Regions from separate parts of the Homo sapiens genome. Here region 2 is linked to region 1. Evidence: chromatin contacts called from ENCODE Hi-C or POLR2A ChIA-PET data. All regions are on one chromosome and are shown on one strand. Each heading gives the region's core, a stretch centred on a gene start or an enhancer-like site at or near the end of the contact. The rest is flanking DNA. Distances are from core to core; before and after follow the strand shown.

Region 1 (7,811 bases), core at 1,760-4,259:
CCAACAGGCAGCACACAGAGGGGATTAGCAGCCTGGATTCACCCCATGTCAGTGAGTGGGAACAGATAAGCATAGAGACTCAAGATGGAGGTGAAGGAAGGGGATGGACCCAAAGGGCACAGGTGTGTGATCTCACCAACCCAGCAGGGCAGAGGGAAGACAGAATCCAAGATTTGGCAGTGGGGAGGTGAGCCACTGGTTTGTGGGGGCCTAGTCTGAAGGTAGGGAGGGTTTGGGGTGGAGGAACCGTCTGGAATCTCCCCTCCAGCCCTCCCTCCTCTTCTTTTTTCTATAAAAGAATTTTAGGATGGGAATAACTAGGCCAAGAAAACTTCTGGGTAAGCCAGCCCAAACAGAGTAGGGAAACAAGGAGATCTAAGGGTGGAAAAGCCAGAATTTTGAGACAGGTGTTCGGAGGGTAGAGAACAAGAGGAAGGGAAGTGTTTACGAGAAGAAGAACTTGGGAATTCCAGGTATAAATGCCTCCTCCTTCAGAGAGCAGATTTTGAGAACCAAATCCAATTCAGCTACTGTCTCCTACCTTCTCCCATTTAACTTTCTAAAAAGAGAGAGGAAGCCAGGTGTGGTGGCTCACACCTGTAATCCCAGAATTTTGGGAGGCCGAGGCAGGAGGATCACTTGAGGTCAGGAGTTTGAGACCAGACTGACAAACATGGGGAAATCCCGCCTCTACTAAAAGTACAAAAATTAGCCCGGCATGGTGGCGGGCACCTGTAGTCCCAGCTACTCAGGAGGCTGAGGCAGGAAAATCACTTGAACCCTGGGAGGTAGAGATTGCAGTGAGCTTAGATCACGCCACTGTACTCCAGCCTGGGTGACAGAGCCAGACTCTGTCTCAAAAAAAAAAAAAAAAAAAAAAAGATGGTTTAAGCAGTCCCAGCTCCTCCAGGAAGGGAGGTGATAGAATACAGTGCAAGGTTTATTAGCTGTGCAAGCCAGGACAATTATTTTGCTTCAGTTTCCCCATCATGAAAATCGGGGTATAAAACCTAACTCATCCTAACAGCCAATGTAGATTGAACCCTGAATGCCATGTGGTCAGCACAGCCCATTTTAACGCAGCGGTGACTTTGAGCACCCCCATCTTATGGATGAGGAAACAAAGCCACACAGGTTAGAGTTCATGCCCAAGGGGACAGAGCTAATGAGTGACAGTGCCTGCATTGGGACCCAGATGGCTGACTCCAGACTTGTGAGTTTTAACCACCACCGTGTATCTCTTAGGGTGAAGACTGATAATGGTGGGTGTGGTGATGGTGGTGATGATAGCTCACGTGTTAAGGATTTGAGATAAAGGGTGATGTGATTCTTCACAACGCGCAGAACTCTCTGATTATGTTTGCAACCCACATTTATCAAGGGCTTGTCTTGTGCCAGTCCCGGCACTAGATACTGTATAGGTTATCTCATTTAATCCCCACAACACCCTTATGAGAGTGGGCCTTCCTGTGTAAGTTTCACAGAGAAGAAAACTCCTCTCAAGCAGGTTACATAACCCACCTACAGTTCTGGAAGAGGTGGAGCCTGGGTTTCAGCCTCGCATCCCATTCCTGAGCCTTTGTGGGTAACATCTACCCTGCCTCCTCCTTAACCATGGAGCTGACCACAGCTCTTTCCTCCTCCCCTCCCCAGCCCTCCCTGACTACACCCCATTGCTGCATTCTCTCCCTGCCCATGGCCCGTTGGCCTTTCGCGTCTATACTGCTGACGTAGCACCTTATTAAATATCCCTGCATCCTCTAATTACCTGTGGCTCAGGCCGCGGGTAGCGTTACAGCCACATACACTCCCATGGAATGTTGTGGGGATGACTCCCTGCCTGTTTGGAGTGTGAGTCTTGTTCCCCGGCCAGACCCTCTGCCCCTGGAAGCAGAAACATGGCTTCTTCAAGCGTCTGAGCCCTCGTAGTGCCTAGCATGGGCCTGGAGTGCCATACTCACTTGATAAATGCTTGTTGCTTGGTGGATTGATTGAAATGAGGGTGGAAGGATGAGAGTGGAGGGTGAGGCAGAGAGTGTCTCTGGGTCACCCTCCAGCTCAACACAAGGGCAGTGGTCAGAGGAATAATCCAAAGTGCATACCCAGGCCCCAGAGCCGCCAAAGCTGACCTCCGCCTCCACTTCACCTGAATAGCATGGATCTCTCTGAAATGGCCCTCTTGATTTGCTTCTGGCTGGGGTGCATCTCGCCCTCTAGACTGTAAGGGCAGGGCCCTATCTGTCTCTTTCCTCTGTAGCTGGTGTTAACGAAGGCTCTGCTGTGTGTCATGTGCTCAGCTCTCCTAACAAACTTGAGAGATGGTTATTTTTATCATGCCCAGATTTGTTAGACAATGAGTAAAAGAGTCTGAACCAAACTGAATTAAAGGAAGAAGGACTTCAAACGTTGCCTTTCTTCCTGTTCATTCTGGCCTCCCCGGAGCTAAAGGTGAAGGGACTGCTTAGAAATGGTGTTCTGCAGCAGCCCCAGGTGAAGGAGCATTATCAGGAATTGTGCAACCTTAGCTATGGGAACTATGCGTGTGAAACAGCCCAGGGCGGGAAGAACCAGCCTGGCCATTGTGCCTGGGCTGGGGAGGAGAGGTTCGGCTGAAAGTTTGGACAGTTCTTGGCTTGGAGTCTGGAGGGCCCTTTAGAAAGTGATCCCGCCCAGCCAGCCCTCAGAGAGAGCAGGCCAGCATCCTGCTGGACGGTAATAAAGAGGTTACTGTGGGAAGCTGGGACTTGCTTGGGAAACACTAGGAACATGAAAGATAGGGTATGCATTCTTCAGTCCCGAGAGAATCACCACCCAGTATTAAACTTGGCAGAAGGCTTTCCTCTCCTCCTCTGAGCTGCCTCCTTAGAAAAGGCACATTGTCAGAATGCCGAATGCCCACCGTGGTCTCATGTCCTCACAGCCCGTAGGAAAGTAACTACCAGTTACCCACTGGTGGTTGCCCCTGAGAGGAGGGTAAGGGAGGCTTCCAGCCCCCGGGGTGGCTCTCCCCGACAGGTGTGCCTGTGTGCTGTTTGTAGGGTGCTCCTGGCAGAACCTACCTGTCTCCACAGCGACACATCTGGCCGTTTTTCCAGGAGGGCCTGTTGAGAAACATTCAGGAATGTTTGTGCTCCTTTAGAGATTTGTAATTAAGAAGAGGCAGAACTCGTTCTTGTCTGGCACCCTCCCTTCTTGCCCCTCCAGCATCTGGGTCATTTGATTTCACAATTGGGGTTTTCGGCAGCCCGAGTTGTGGAGGCTGGAAGCAGGGACCGACTGAACCAGGCTGGATGGTGGTGAATTGCTTCACCCGAGGGTGGGGGCTGGGAGTTCCAGGCAGGCCCCCAAGTCCTGGCCACATCTGAAAGTGGACATTTCTTCCCAGGTTGCATCCTTAGCACTTGCCCAAGGTGAAACATTTCAGGCCAGTGGAGCACCCACAGTTCCTGGGGGACGGGGGGTGGCTGGTTTAAATGGACAATTCCTCTCCTTAACTGCCAGGAAGAGTGAGTGTGTGCATGTATGTATGTGTGAGTGTGTCTGTTTAAATCTTTGTGCAGCCAAAAACACATCTCTTCATCCTGAATGACACATCTCTACACACTGAATAATTCATCTCCCTCTTGGCATTTGTTCCGGAGAGAATCTTGCTGTCCAGATTTCTTGTAAGTTGCATAGCCTTCCATAGGCACTTCCTTGTTTCCCATGGAAGAGCTCTGGGAGTCAGGATATCAGTCAGTCAGCCCTCTGGCATTTCCCCTGTGATCGCATCAAAGGGGAATGAGAATATCAAACCCAAAGTGTTTCTCTCTCCTTTGCCCTCTCCTTCTAGCTTTGGGTCCTCTTGCCTCCCTCTGCTTTATTTCTCTTGGGCACAGTGTCTGTGTTCACTGCAAGTGGAATCAGCATTGTGTCCTGGTAGGGTATCCACATGTCTGTCACATTACTGATGCTTGGAGCGAATAAATGTATTTGGCTCTGACATCTCAACGTGTAAGGCTGGAACAATCAGTGGAGTTAATGGTTTTCCAGATAGTGACACATTTTCGGGGTTTCAGTCCCGTCCTCCTAACCCCATCTCCATCCTCACACCCAGCAAGCTCAGTAAATCATTTGTATTAATGACTTTGAAACACTTTTTTTTTTTTTTTTTTTTTTTTTGAGATGGAATCTTGCTCTGGAGTGCAGTGGTGTGATCTCAGCTCACTGCAGCCTCCGCCTCCCAGGTTCAAGCGATTCTCCTGGCTCAGCCTCCCGAGTAGCTGGGATTACAAGTGCCTGCCACCATGCCCAGCTAATTTTTGTATTTTTAATAGAGATGGAGTTTCACCATGTTTGCCAGGCTGGTCTTGAACTCCTGACCTCGGGTGATCCACCCGCCTCAGCCTCCCAAATGCTGAGATTACAGGTGTGAGCCACTGCACCCAGCCGACTTTGAAACACTTAATTGCCTCTTTATTAAGCAGCCATGGATTTCCCAGGTCTATTGAATATCCTTGCACCAACACATAGATAACTGAAGGTCCCAAATATGCTAAAGCCCCCATGCCTTTTGCCTGCTTCAGATGTCCCTCTTGTCTCATTTCACCTTCTGTATCTCTAGCACAGCTTGCTCTGTGTTCCAGATTGTTCTGAGACTCACCCTTCGTCTTGTTATTTTTTATTTATTTACTTATTTATTTTGAGACGGAGTCTTGCTCTGTCCCCCAGGCTGGAGTGCAGTGGCGGGATCTCGGCTCACTGCAAGCTCCGCCTCCCGGGTTCACGCCATTCTCCTGCCTCAGCCTCCCGAGTAGCTGGGACTACAGGCGCCCGCCACTGCGCCCGGCTAATTTTTTGTATTTTTAGTAGAGAAGGGGTTTCACCGTGGTCTCGATCTCCTGACCTCGTGATCCGCCCGCCTCGGCCTCCCAAAGTGCTGGGATTACAGGCATGAGCCACTGCGCCTGGCCCAGTCTTGTTAATTTTTATTAGCAGAGCTCGAGTTTTGGAATCTGGCAGTGGAACTTCAGGTTATACCTGTGGTGTTTACTAACTGTGTGATGCCGAGCATGTTTTCTTATTTGCAAAACAGAGTAAGAGCACCTGCTACCTGGAAAGGGAATGTCACATACACAGCTTGCTTTCTAGGCCTAGAGTTAGCCCTTATTCAACATTTTAGTTATGATTAATATATGAACACAACAAATAAATTAATAAAAAAAAAGAAAGAGAAGAAATAAAATTACACTGAAATCCCTATATTCAGATAGCGTTTCAATCTGTGTCTTTCCAGTTTCTTTACTAACACACACACACACACTCTCTTCAGGCAAAATGTCATACTGTAACAGTATCCTGTAGCTTTTATCTTTGAACAGTGTTGTTTTTCTCAGAGTATATTGAGAGCATCTTTCATGTTAGCAAAATAAAGAACACTTCATCTTTTTTTTTTTTTTTTTGAGACGGAGTTTTGTTCTTGTTACCCAGGCTGGAGTGCAACGGCACGATCTCGGCTCATCGCAACCTCCACCTCCCGGGTTCAAGTGCTTCTCCTGCCTCTGCCTCCCAAGTAGCTGGGATTACAGGTGTAAGCCACCACACCTGGCCAGAACACTTCATCTTTTTTGGTTGTTCCTACATATTCATTACATTATTCACCCATTGCACAAATATTTATTGAGCACCAATTATGCCAGACACAGGATTCTGTAGCTTGGATGCACCACTGATTAAAATCACTTAATTAATCTCCAAGGAGGAATTTTGAAAAGTGATGATCTATACGCAGAAACAGGGGAGCTGTTGGGAAGGGGACGTATCTTCTTGGTTTTCTGGGTTGCAAACTGTCTATATAAGATTCATACCTCTTCTGGTAGGTGGGACTTCTCTGGGCACAGTGCAGGTGGAGGAATGAGCCAGAATGATCTCTCTGGTGGCCTGACCATGCCTGTTTCCCCACAGATTGACCTGTCATCAGCCATGGAGTCACTCCCCATGGAAGGCATACCTGCGTGTGGAGCTTTCCTTCAGAGCCCCTTTCAAGGCTTTGTTAGATGAGGTGATGTTAGATGAGGCTTTGCTCTTGGTTGCTGGTCTTCATTCTCCATAAGGAAGAGGGAACAAACCACTTAAAAAACTTTAAGCAAGACACTGAGAGAAGTGGCCTTTTGTTTCTGACATCTGGCAGGGCATGGAGGGTGGTGGCGGGTGGCCTGGAGACGGCTTTGGGGAAACTTCATCCAGGTCGTTTGGAGCAGATGCTCCTGAACCAAGTGCATCCTGAGCTGAGGGAAGTCCCCATCACCTGTGTCTACCCCATTTTCCCTCCTTCTACTCCAAAATGGTAGTTTGTGTTTTCCCGTGGGGCTTAGGAGATGCAATGAAGGTGTCAGCTTTCAAGATAATCTGGTAGCTCCCTGCAGGGGCCCTAGAGACCAGCCATCTTGCTTGAAATCCCAGCTTTGTCTTTGACATTGAGAATGTTATTTAGTCTTTCTTAGCCTCAGTTTCTCCTTCTGGTAAATGGAGGTAAGGATAACTAATGATTTTTGAGTGCCCATTCACACTAGCACCTGTGCTAAAAGTACTCACAAACATGGCCTTATTTAACCCACCCAACAAATGGAGAGTTAGTACTGTCCTCATTATACAGATAAGAATACTGAAGCTCAGAGAAGGAAAGTAAGTTGCCTAACTCACACAGCCAGTAAGTGATGCTTACTGAACCCTTATTTGTTTTGTTGTTGTTGTTGGTGGTGGTGGTGGTGTTTTAGAGTCAGGGTCTGGCTCTGTTGCCCAGCTTGTAATGCAGTGGTGCCATCACAGCTAACTGCAGCCTCCAACTCCTGGGCTCAAGCAGTTCTTCCACCTCAGCCTCCCAAGTAGCTGGGACTACAGGTGTGTACCACCATACCCGGCTAATTTAGCACATAGTGTATTGCACATCACATACCTCTGGCCTCATCCTCATGGAACCAGCAGCCTTCCACAGTGCAGCAGTAAATTACTATCAGAAGCTTTTGGGTATTCATTCAACCAAAAGGTATTTTTCATAGCCTGCCAGACCCTGGGTATATAGTGGTACGTGAACACACCAGGTCCTATCCAGCTGGGGCTCTTTCAGCATCCCTTTCTTCATGTATTTTTCTGTAAGTTGGATTTGGAGTGAGTTTTAGAGGGCAGGAGAGTGTAAGCCTCTTTTTTTGGTTTTTCCTATGTATTCATTACATTATTCACTCATTGTGCAATTTTTTTTTTTTTTTTTTTTTTTGAGACAGAGTTTCACATTGTCACCCAGGCTGGAGTGCAGTAGTGTGATCTCGGCTCAGTGCACCCTCCACTTCCCAGGTTCAAGCAATTCTCCTGCCTCAGCCTCCTGAGTAGCTGGGATTACAGGCACCAGCCACCATGCCCAGCTAATTTTTGCATTTTTAGTAGAGAGAGTTTCACCACATTGAGCAGGCTGGTCTCAAACTCCTGACCTCAAGTGATCCACCCACCTCAGCCTCCCAAAGTGCTGGGATTATAGGCATGAATCACTGCGCTGGGCCCCGTTGCACAAATACTTATTGAGCGCCAATTGTGCTGGACACAGGATTCTGTAGCTTGGTTGCACCATTGATTAAAATCATTTAATTAATCCCCAAGAAGGAATTTAAAAGGTGATGATCCATATGCAGCAGCAGGGGAGCTGTTGGGAGGGGACATATCTAGCAAGTCTCTTCCTTGGAAGGAAGCCCTTGATGAGAAATCCTAGACCCCAGCCCAGTCATCTCCCGTCCTGTCCCGTTGTACTTCACTTTGCCAGTCTATAGAAAGAATCTGAAGCA
Region 2 (7,811 bases), core at 2,701-5,200, 44 kb after region 1:
ACAGGCTTGTGCCACCATGCCCAGCTGATTTTTGTATTTTTGGTAGAGACGGGGTTTCACCATGTTGCTCAAGTTAGTCTTGAACTCCTGGCCTCAAGTGATCCACCTGCCTTGGCCTCCCAAAGTGTTGGGATTACAGGTGTGAGCCACCATGCCCAGCCCGGGACCTTCTATGCCTTATCCCACAAGTGGGACCTAGGGAGGAAGGGTTAGCAGGACAGAGGGAGGGGCCTTCTTAAGGGACTGAAGTCCTGTGGTCTGTGCTTTTCCCCTGGGGAGACCCTGTCCCTCACCCTATCTAAGGCTGACCTTTCCCATTAACTGTCTCCTAGAATCGATAAGAAAATGTCTGATGCTCAGGGCAGCTACAAACTGGATGAAGCTCAGGCTGTCTTGAGAGAAACAAAAGCCATCAAAAAGGCTATTACCTGTGGGGAAAAGGAAAAGCAAGATCTCATTAAGGTATGCAAGTTCCTGTTGATGTGGGTGCCATCTTGATTTCTCCTGAGTATTCCTGTATGCCAGTCGTATGCGGGCTATTTCCACGTGGTACACACATCACTGAGTTCTCATTACCAGTCTTCCTGGGGTTTTGGTTCCATTTCATAGAGGAGGACGTGGAGGCTCAGAAGCATTAAGTGACTTTGCATAAGGTCACACAGCTAGTGTAAATGGCAGAGTTGGAATGGAAGTCATCTGGCCTAGTCCAAAGGCCACATCCTTGCCACTAGCTCTAACTACCTGACTTATTTTTTCTTTGTTTTTTAAACTTTTATTTTTTAATAGGGAGAGTCGGCCGGGCGCGGTGGCTCACGCCTGTAATCCCAGCACTTTGGGAGGCTGAGGCGGGCGGATCATGGGGTCAGGAGATCGAGACCATCCTGGCTAACACGGAGAAACCCCGTCTCTACTAAAAAATACAAAAAATAAGCCAGTTGCAGTGGCGGGCGCCTGTAGTCCCAGCTACTCGGGAGGCTGAGGCAGGAGAATGGCGTGAACCCAGGAGGTGGAGCTTGCAGTGAGCCGAGATAGCACCACTGCAGTCTGGCCTGGGCGAAACAGTGAGACTCTGTCTCAAAAAATAAATAAATAAATAAATAAAGAGAGAGAGAGAGAGTCTTGCTATGTTGCTCAGGCTGGTCTTGATAACTCCTGGGCTCAAGAGATTCTCCCACCTTAGCCTCCCAAAGTGCTGGGATTACAGGCTTGAGCCAGCGCACCTGGCCCCTGCCTTATTTTTCAAGGAATGAAATGGAGGGAGGTGGTTTCAACATCATTAACCTCTGACATCAAAATGTAGCATCTCTATAAGCATTTCATTGTGTGTTCTGCCTCTATGCTGGGAACTGAACAAATTATAATAGATATTATGTAATGTGCCAGGTGATTATGCCAAGCCTTTTGTATGCATCATGTCTCATCTCTTAAATCAACCCTAGTTTATCCCCATCCTACAGAAAAAAGACTGTACAACTCAGAGAGGAAGCTAGAGCGGTGATTCAAACCCTGACTTACAGACCCATTCTCTTACCCCCTGTACATATCACCTCCCTTTCCACAAACCACCCTGACCTCAGATATTTCACTGGCAGATTAGGAGTCCTCAGAGATGCTATAAATGACTTAGTGAAGGAAGCTGTATGCTCTATGAGAAACAGAACAGTTTGGAAGCTCCTGCCCAGGACAGCAGCCCAGTGAAAACATTTAGATGAAGAGCTCATGGACAGTGAGGCATGTTCCTGTTATGATTAGTGGTTGAGATCATGGAGCCTTAAGCCAGATAGACCAGGTCCAAATCTTGCCTCGGTCAATTGCCAGCTTCTCATCGATAAATTGGGGATAATCATAGGTCATTCTTTGTATGACTATTGTCAGGATTCAGTAAGACTCTGGTAAAGCTGACAGTTACTGAGTATGGGCTGTATTCACTAGTGTTTTATACTTGTCATCTCATTTAATCAAGATGATGGCCCTGTGAGATAGGACCTGCGATTCTTCCCCCCTTTTTTTTTTAAGAACCAGGGTCTCGCTCTATCACCCAGGCTGGAATGCAGTGGCATGATCATAGCTCACTGCAGCGTCAAACTCCTGGGCTCAAGCAATCCTCCCACCTCAGCCTCCCAAGTAGTTGGAACTACAGACATGCACCGCCACATCCAGCTATTTTTTTTTTTTTTTTTTTTTAGAGATGGGAGTCCCACTGTGTTGCCCAGGCTGATCTTGAATTCCTGGCCTCAAGTGATCCTCCCAGCTCGGCCTCTCAAAGCACTGGGATTACAGGCATGAGCACCCAGCTGATTATTCCCATTTTATAGGAGAGGAAATTGAGGCAAAGAGAGGTTATTCAGCTAGGTCAAGTCACACAGCTGGGAAGCAGCAGAGCAGGGATTCCAACTAGGGCATGTGGCTCCAGAGTCGGCATCCACACCGGTTTCTCCTATGTCATAGGCCCAGCGCAGAGCCTGGCACACAGCAAGGACCCACTCACTGCTAGCTCTCTATCACAGGATCAGTAGGATATCTGGGGAGGGCACAGGTTCCTAAATTAAGGGAGGGTAGAGAGGGAAGCACAGGGAGCGTGGCAGACCCAGAGCTCCCTCCTGGGAAGGCGCATCACTAACCCTGCTCTCCCCTCCTTCAGAGCCTTGCCATGTTGAAGGACGGCTTCCGCACTGACAGGGGGTCTCACTCAGACCTGTGGTCCAGCAGCAGCTCTCTGGAGAGTTCGAGTTTCCCGCTACCGAAACAGTACCTGGATGTGAGCTCCCAGACAGACATCTCGGGAAGCGTGAGTAGACGGGGCAGGTTGCTGGGGGCCTTCCACAGGATGGCAGCTGGGAGGCTGCTGTAATGGACAGCTGCCTTCTCATGGCTCACCAGGGAGCTGGCCAGGGGTTCTCTGCAGGGCTGGCTGCTGCCTCAGCCCTCTGGAGCTCTGTTCTCTTACAGACCTCCTGGCCCCAGGAGGATATGATGTGATGCTGTGGAGGAAAAGCCTGCACTGACGGACGTCATGGCCCTGAGTATTGCCTGGCCAGGTGCTTGTGTCTCTTAATGCTGCACAGAAAGCATGTTTAAAGGACAAAATGTCTTTCTCTGGTTTTTTTTTTCCATACTATTTTGCAGTTCCATTTTCATTTTTCTTTCCCCAGCTGGACAGCAGAGGATATTTTCCTCCTGTTAGTCTCAAAACAATGCATGCAGCTTTCAGGCAGCTGCTTGACTCCCAGTTCCAAAGCTCAGTCCAGTCCTAGTTATGAATAGTGAAAGCACTGTCCAGATGTGGCTCAGGAAAGAGTTAGAGTAGGGCTGAACCATGGTGCCTCGTAACTTTTGGAGAGCTTTTGTTTTACTAGAGCCAGCAACATTGAACGAATCTGCCTTCCAGCCTCTGTGGCGGACAGCCTCTATATGCTGTTCCTATCTAAGTTCCATAGCTGTCTTCCCACTTGTCCAAGGGTGACCGGTGAGCCTTGTAGCTTCTTGCTGCTCTTAACAGACTAGCACAGAAAAAGAGGCTGTCCCTTCCTTCCCCATACCACCATGTGTCCAGCTACTAGCCATCTGCAGGCCAAAGTATTTGTAAAGGAACTGTACCCCTCTTTGTGAGTGCAGGGGTCTTCTCCCCAACTACCCAGTGTTTCACTCCTGACTGCAGCCTCTGAGTTTTCTATGGATCCCCTCACCAGTGCCCCTAGAATGAGTTTCTTGATATTGGCTATCCCTGTTTCCTCCTCACCAACTGTCCTCCATGCTTCTGTGGCTTGAATGGGCACCAAGCCAAGCCATTTGGGGCTGCAAGATGATATTCTGGGCTTTTGGCTTCTATTTTCAAAGTGATCGATGTCTGAGCGTACGGTTCTTCCCGTGGCCTGAAGGGAGGAAAGTGTTTTTGCTTAACCAGCTTCCCTGCGATCTGCACCGCCAGCCCAGTCACCGGGGGCTATTCTTGGCTACTGCCCACGCAAGCTGTCAAGTCTCTCATGAGCCCTCGAAACCCAACTCAGCACCGGCCACAACAGCCACATAATTCCTGACTTTGTTCTTCTCCTCCAGTTCGGCATCAACAGCAACAATCAGTTGGCAGAGAAGGTCAGATTGCGCCTTCGATATGAAGAGGCTAAGAGAAGGTAATTGGGCTGGGGCTAGGGGCGGGATGGTTCCAAAAATAATAACTACTATTGTAGAATGCCTGCTCTGTGCTTAGCTTTTCACACACTTCGTCTTCTTTAATCCTCACAAAGATTATGAAGATAGTTATTATACTTTTTATATTTTCATCCTCTCTGAAATTCAGAGAGGAAATGACTCACCCAGGACACTTCACAAGACAGAGAGTGAAACTATGCTTTGAACCCAGATCTGTTTAACCTCAAAGCCGAGTTATCTTCCCACTTGCCTGTCTTGATTTCTGCAACCGAGGCTTTCCCATGATCCTGTAAGCATTTTGGTTTGAAGGAGTACAACTGGAATTTCAGCAACAGGCTAAAAAGATTATGGACACTACCCACTTCAGTGTCTCCTGCACAGCTGGGAGCAAGCTGGGCTTTTAAGCAGTGTAGACCTCTGGGATTTAGATGTTCTGTGGCTTCACAGAATCCTAAGCAATCAGGTTCCACTACCACAAGTAAAATCAAAATAATAATCAAAGCTGACATTTTTAGAGCATCTGTTATAGGCCTAAAGAGATTTTTATTTTTAATTACTTTGTTTTCTTTTTTAGGGACAGGGTCTCGCTATGTTACTCAGGCTGGTCTTGAACTCCTGGCCTTAATTGATCCTCCCACCTCAGCCTCCTGAGTAGCTGGGATTACAGGCACGCACCACTACCCTTGGCTGAGATTGTTTATTGTACTAAAACATTTGTGCATGCATCTTCTCATTTAATTTTAAAAGCAATGCATCTTCTCATTTAATTTTAAAAGCAACCTTATAGCACAGGGTCTATCTTATTATCTCCATGTTAGAGAGGAGAAAGGTAAGACCAAGATATTTCATGACTATTCCAGGTGGTAGAGGCAGAATTTGAATCCTGGACAATCTGTCTTTAAGTTCATGATCTTTGCTTTTTTTTTTTTTTTTTTTTTGAGACGGAGTCTCGCTCTGTCACCCAGGATGGAGTGCAGTGGCGCGATCTGCAAGCTCCGCCTCCCGGGTTCACGCCATTCTCCTGCCTCAGCCTCCCGAGTAGCTGGGACTACAGGCACCCGTCACAACGCCCGGCTAATTTTTTTGTATTTTTTAGTAGAGACGGGGTTTCACCGTGTTAGCCAGGATGGTCTCAGTCTCCTGACCTTGTGATCCACCCACCTCAGCCTCCCAAAGTGCTGGGATTACAGATGTGAGCTACCGCACCCGGCCAAGTTCATGATCTTTCTGTACTCTGAGCCAGTGTTACTGGCAAAGAATGCCCTGGGCATTGTGGTGTGGATGGAAGCCAGGCACATTGCATCCATTCCTTCCTAGACTAAGTTGCCTGGCCTGTGGACCTTCTCAGCCAGGCCAGGTGAAGCATGGCAGTGCCCAGCTCTGCCCCTCTGCCAACTCTGTGTGAATAGTAGAACTCTTTGCAGAGATGACAGAAATCTAATAGAAACCAGAGAAAGCAAAAAAGGGAATGTATTGTGTTATTTAACTCCAAAGTCCTGAGATACCTAGCTTCAGGCACAGCTGGATCCAGGGACTCAGATGATGTTACCCAGACTCAGTCTCTCTCCTTTTCTTCACCCTGCTTGCCTTTATGTTGGCTTTACCCTCCAGCAGACTTTCCTGTCAATGTGGCCAGGCAACTCCCAGCAATTCGGAGCTTACACACTACCAGGTTAGCAATCCCTGTGGAAAGGGGGCCTACCTTTCCCAATAGTTTTAACTAGCCTTGGGTTTGAGACTCCCTGGCATTTTTGGGTGAACCAAGCTTTGTTACAGGACAGTTGGGGGTGGGCAAAATTAGGATTCTCTAAAGGTCTAGGCATGCGTCGTGTTTCCAGTGCTGGGAAAAGTCAGCTGTATGGGAACCAGGTGACTTGAAAGTACGAAAGGAGTGATTTCCCAAAGACAAATTGGAATATTATTAACAAAAGAAGAAGGAATTGAATACTGGTCAGGTAGAAAAAAACAGATGTCCTATGTACTATTTCAGCTCCCCCAGGCGTCCAGCAAAACAGCAAGACATCTGTATTTGGACAGCCACTTCTTGTTCTCTCTGAAGAGGACCACTCTGAACCTTGGATCTGTTCCATCCTGCAGGAATGCCTGTCTTAGATGGTCAGTCCTTGAGACACTAAAGGACTGCAGTGCTCTCTCTGGAGTTGAGCCATTAGACTTCTCATCACAGAGCTTCCTAGCTCATCTGACTTTATGCAGCCTCTTGCTTGCCCCTCCACCCGAAGCTCATTTTAGTGTAAAGGACAGAGCAGCCTGCTCAATGGGAAAGCAAGCTTCAGGACTTGAAAGAGGGAAGGGAGGTGTCTGTAATCCAAGGAGGGTCTGATCATTGGATGTCAAGTTTTGTCACACATGCATTTCTGAGAAGAGAGACTAGTTGTGTTTATCAGATTCTTAAAAGGATGTAAGGCCTGAAATTTAAGGAGCATTGACATAGGGAAAGAGAAAGTATATCCAGTAAAGCATCAGTCACTTCCCAATGTCCTGCATATGGTGGAGCCCCTGCCCGGCCTTACCATACCATTTCGTTCTCAAAGTACTGCAGAACAGCAGCTACAAAGTTGTCTCAAAGCTGATCTTGATAGATTACTGTATACATGAATGTGAATTTAAATAACTAACTACAGTCAGTCCTCTGTACCCACGGGTTCTGCATCTGCAGATTCAACCAACCAAGGATCAAAAGTATCCAGGAAAAAAAATTAAAAAACAATACAAATTTTTAAATATAGTATAACAACTATTTACATAGCATTTACATTGTGTTGGGTATTATAAGTAATCTAGAGATGATTTAAAGTATACAGGAGAGTATGCATAGGTTATATGTAAACACTATGCCATTTTATATAAAGCACTTGAGCATCCATGAATTTTGGTACCTGTGGGAGGTCCTGGAACCAATCCCCTGCAGATACCAAGGGTCAAGTGTATAAGAATTCCTCCTGGGACACTTGCCTGGGGAACAAGCAAATCTAGGTATGTTTTTCTACATGGAATTTTTGCTGCACATCATGGTAAATTTTGTCCCCAGCAGTGTTCTGATAAAATAAGAATTGGGCCACATTGTCTGCACGTAAGATTGAACTGGGAGTCCAGAGGCCTCTGGTCTCAACAAGTGTTGGCCACGTTTATGATTTGCAGTCTTAGGTGCATCATATCCTCCCTGGGCATCTGTCCAACCAGGTGAACAACTCCTATCTTAATCACCCTTTAGAGATGGGGTGGCCAGGGCGTGAGAGCTGATGGTACTTTGCAGAGGCCAAGTCCTAAAGGATGATGTCATGATTGTTGTTAGCTATTTGTAGCAGTATTCATTGTTATACTGTGGATCTTATTTTGGCCCAATGATAATAATACTGAAGATCTATATAACACCTGGCAATGTATAAAGGGCTCTTAATGCTGTGTTCTCACATAACCCACCCTATAGGTACCATATCATCTCTGCCTTATAGATGAGGATATGGAGTCTTAGAGAAGTTAAGGGATGAGGCTGCCAGCTCTTTCCTTTAACTGTTATTTAGTGCCTGCAATATACCAGTGACTGTGCTAGAAGCTTGTGATACCAAAATGCTTTCTTGAGAAATGGTCCCTTCCATCATGAAGGCCAGAGCGAGCCAGGACTCCAACTCCAGGCCTCTGAC

What was found. A loop is a pair of places that touch in the nucleus more often than their neighbours do. ChIA-PET counts read pairs that join two places held with the same protein, here RNA polymerase II (POLR2A). Pooled maps may share reads with other maps.
Region 2: a map of PC-9 shows a loop between it and region 1 (3-fold over the local background). The contact joins two enhancer-like sites. A Hi-C loop is called at or near these places in 8 of 168 maps with a recorded cell type or tissue (CD4-positive, alpha-beta memory T cell, Caco-2, Calu3 and 5 more) and 6 of 50 pooled maps. POLR2A ChIA-PET finds 5 or more read pairs at or near these places in 3 of 52 experiments (CD8-positive, alpha-beta memory T cell, MCF 10A and Panc1).

Annotation. Positions count from the first base shown.
Region 1 is chr5:168,362,667-168,370,477 of GRCh38, forward strand. All of the region lies in intron 1 of WWC1 (WW and C2 domain containing 1), which reads left to right. Among named protein-coding and RNA genes, the nearest start is that of WWC1, 75 kb to the left of the region's middle. RefSeq lists an enhancer at 2,453-2,986. Within about 2 kb of position 3,010, at least 13 of the 41 ENCODE cell types and tissues checked have a DNase peak (open chromatin) inside an H3K27ac peak, as active enhancers do; they include PC-3, PC-9 and mammary epithelial cell, where a contact is called at or near this core.
Region 2 is chr5:168,405,866-168,413,676 of GRCh38, forward strand. It overlaps WWC1 (WW and C2 domain containing 1), which reads left to right. Exons shown (of 23, transcript NM_015238.3): 6 at 333-462; 7 at 2,642-2,788; 8 at 4,057-4,130. Among named protein-coding and RNA genes, the nearest start is that of RARS1, 77 kb to the right of the region's middle. RefSeq lists an enhancer at 3,466-4,665. Within about 2 kb of position 3,951, at least 8 of the 41 ENCODE cell types and tissues checked have a DNase peak (open chromatin) inside an H3K27ac peak, as active enhancers do; they include PC-3, PC-9 and mammary epithelial cell, where a contact is called at or near this core.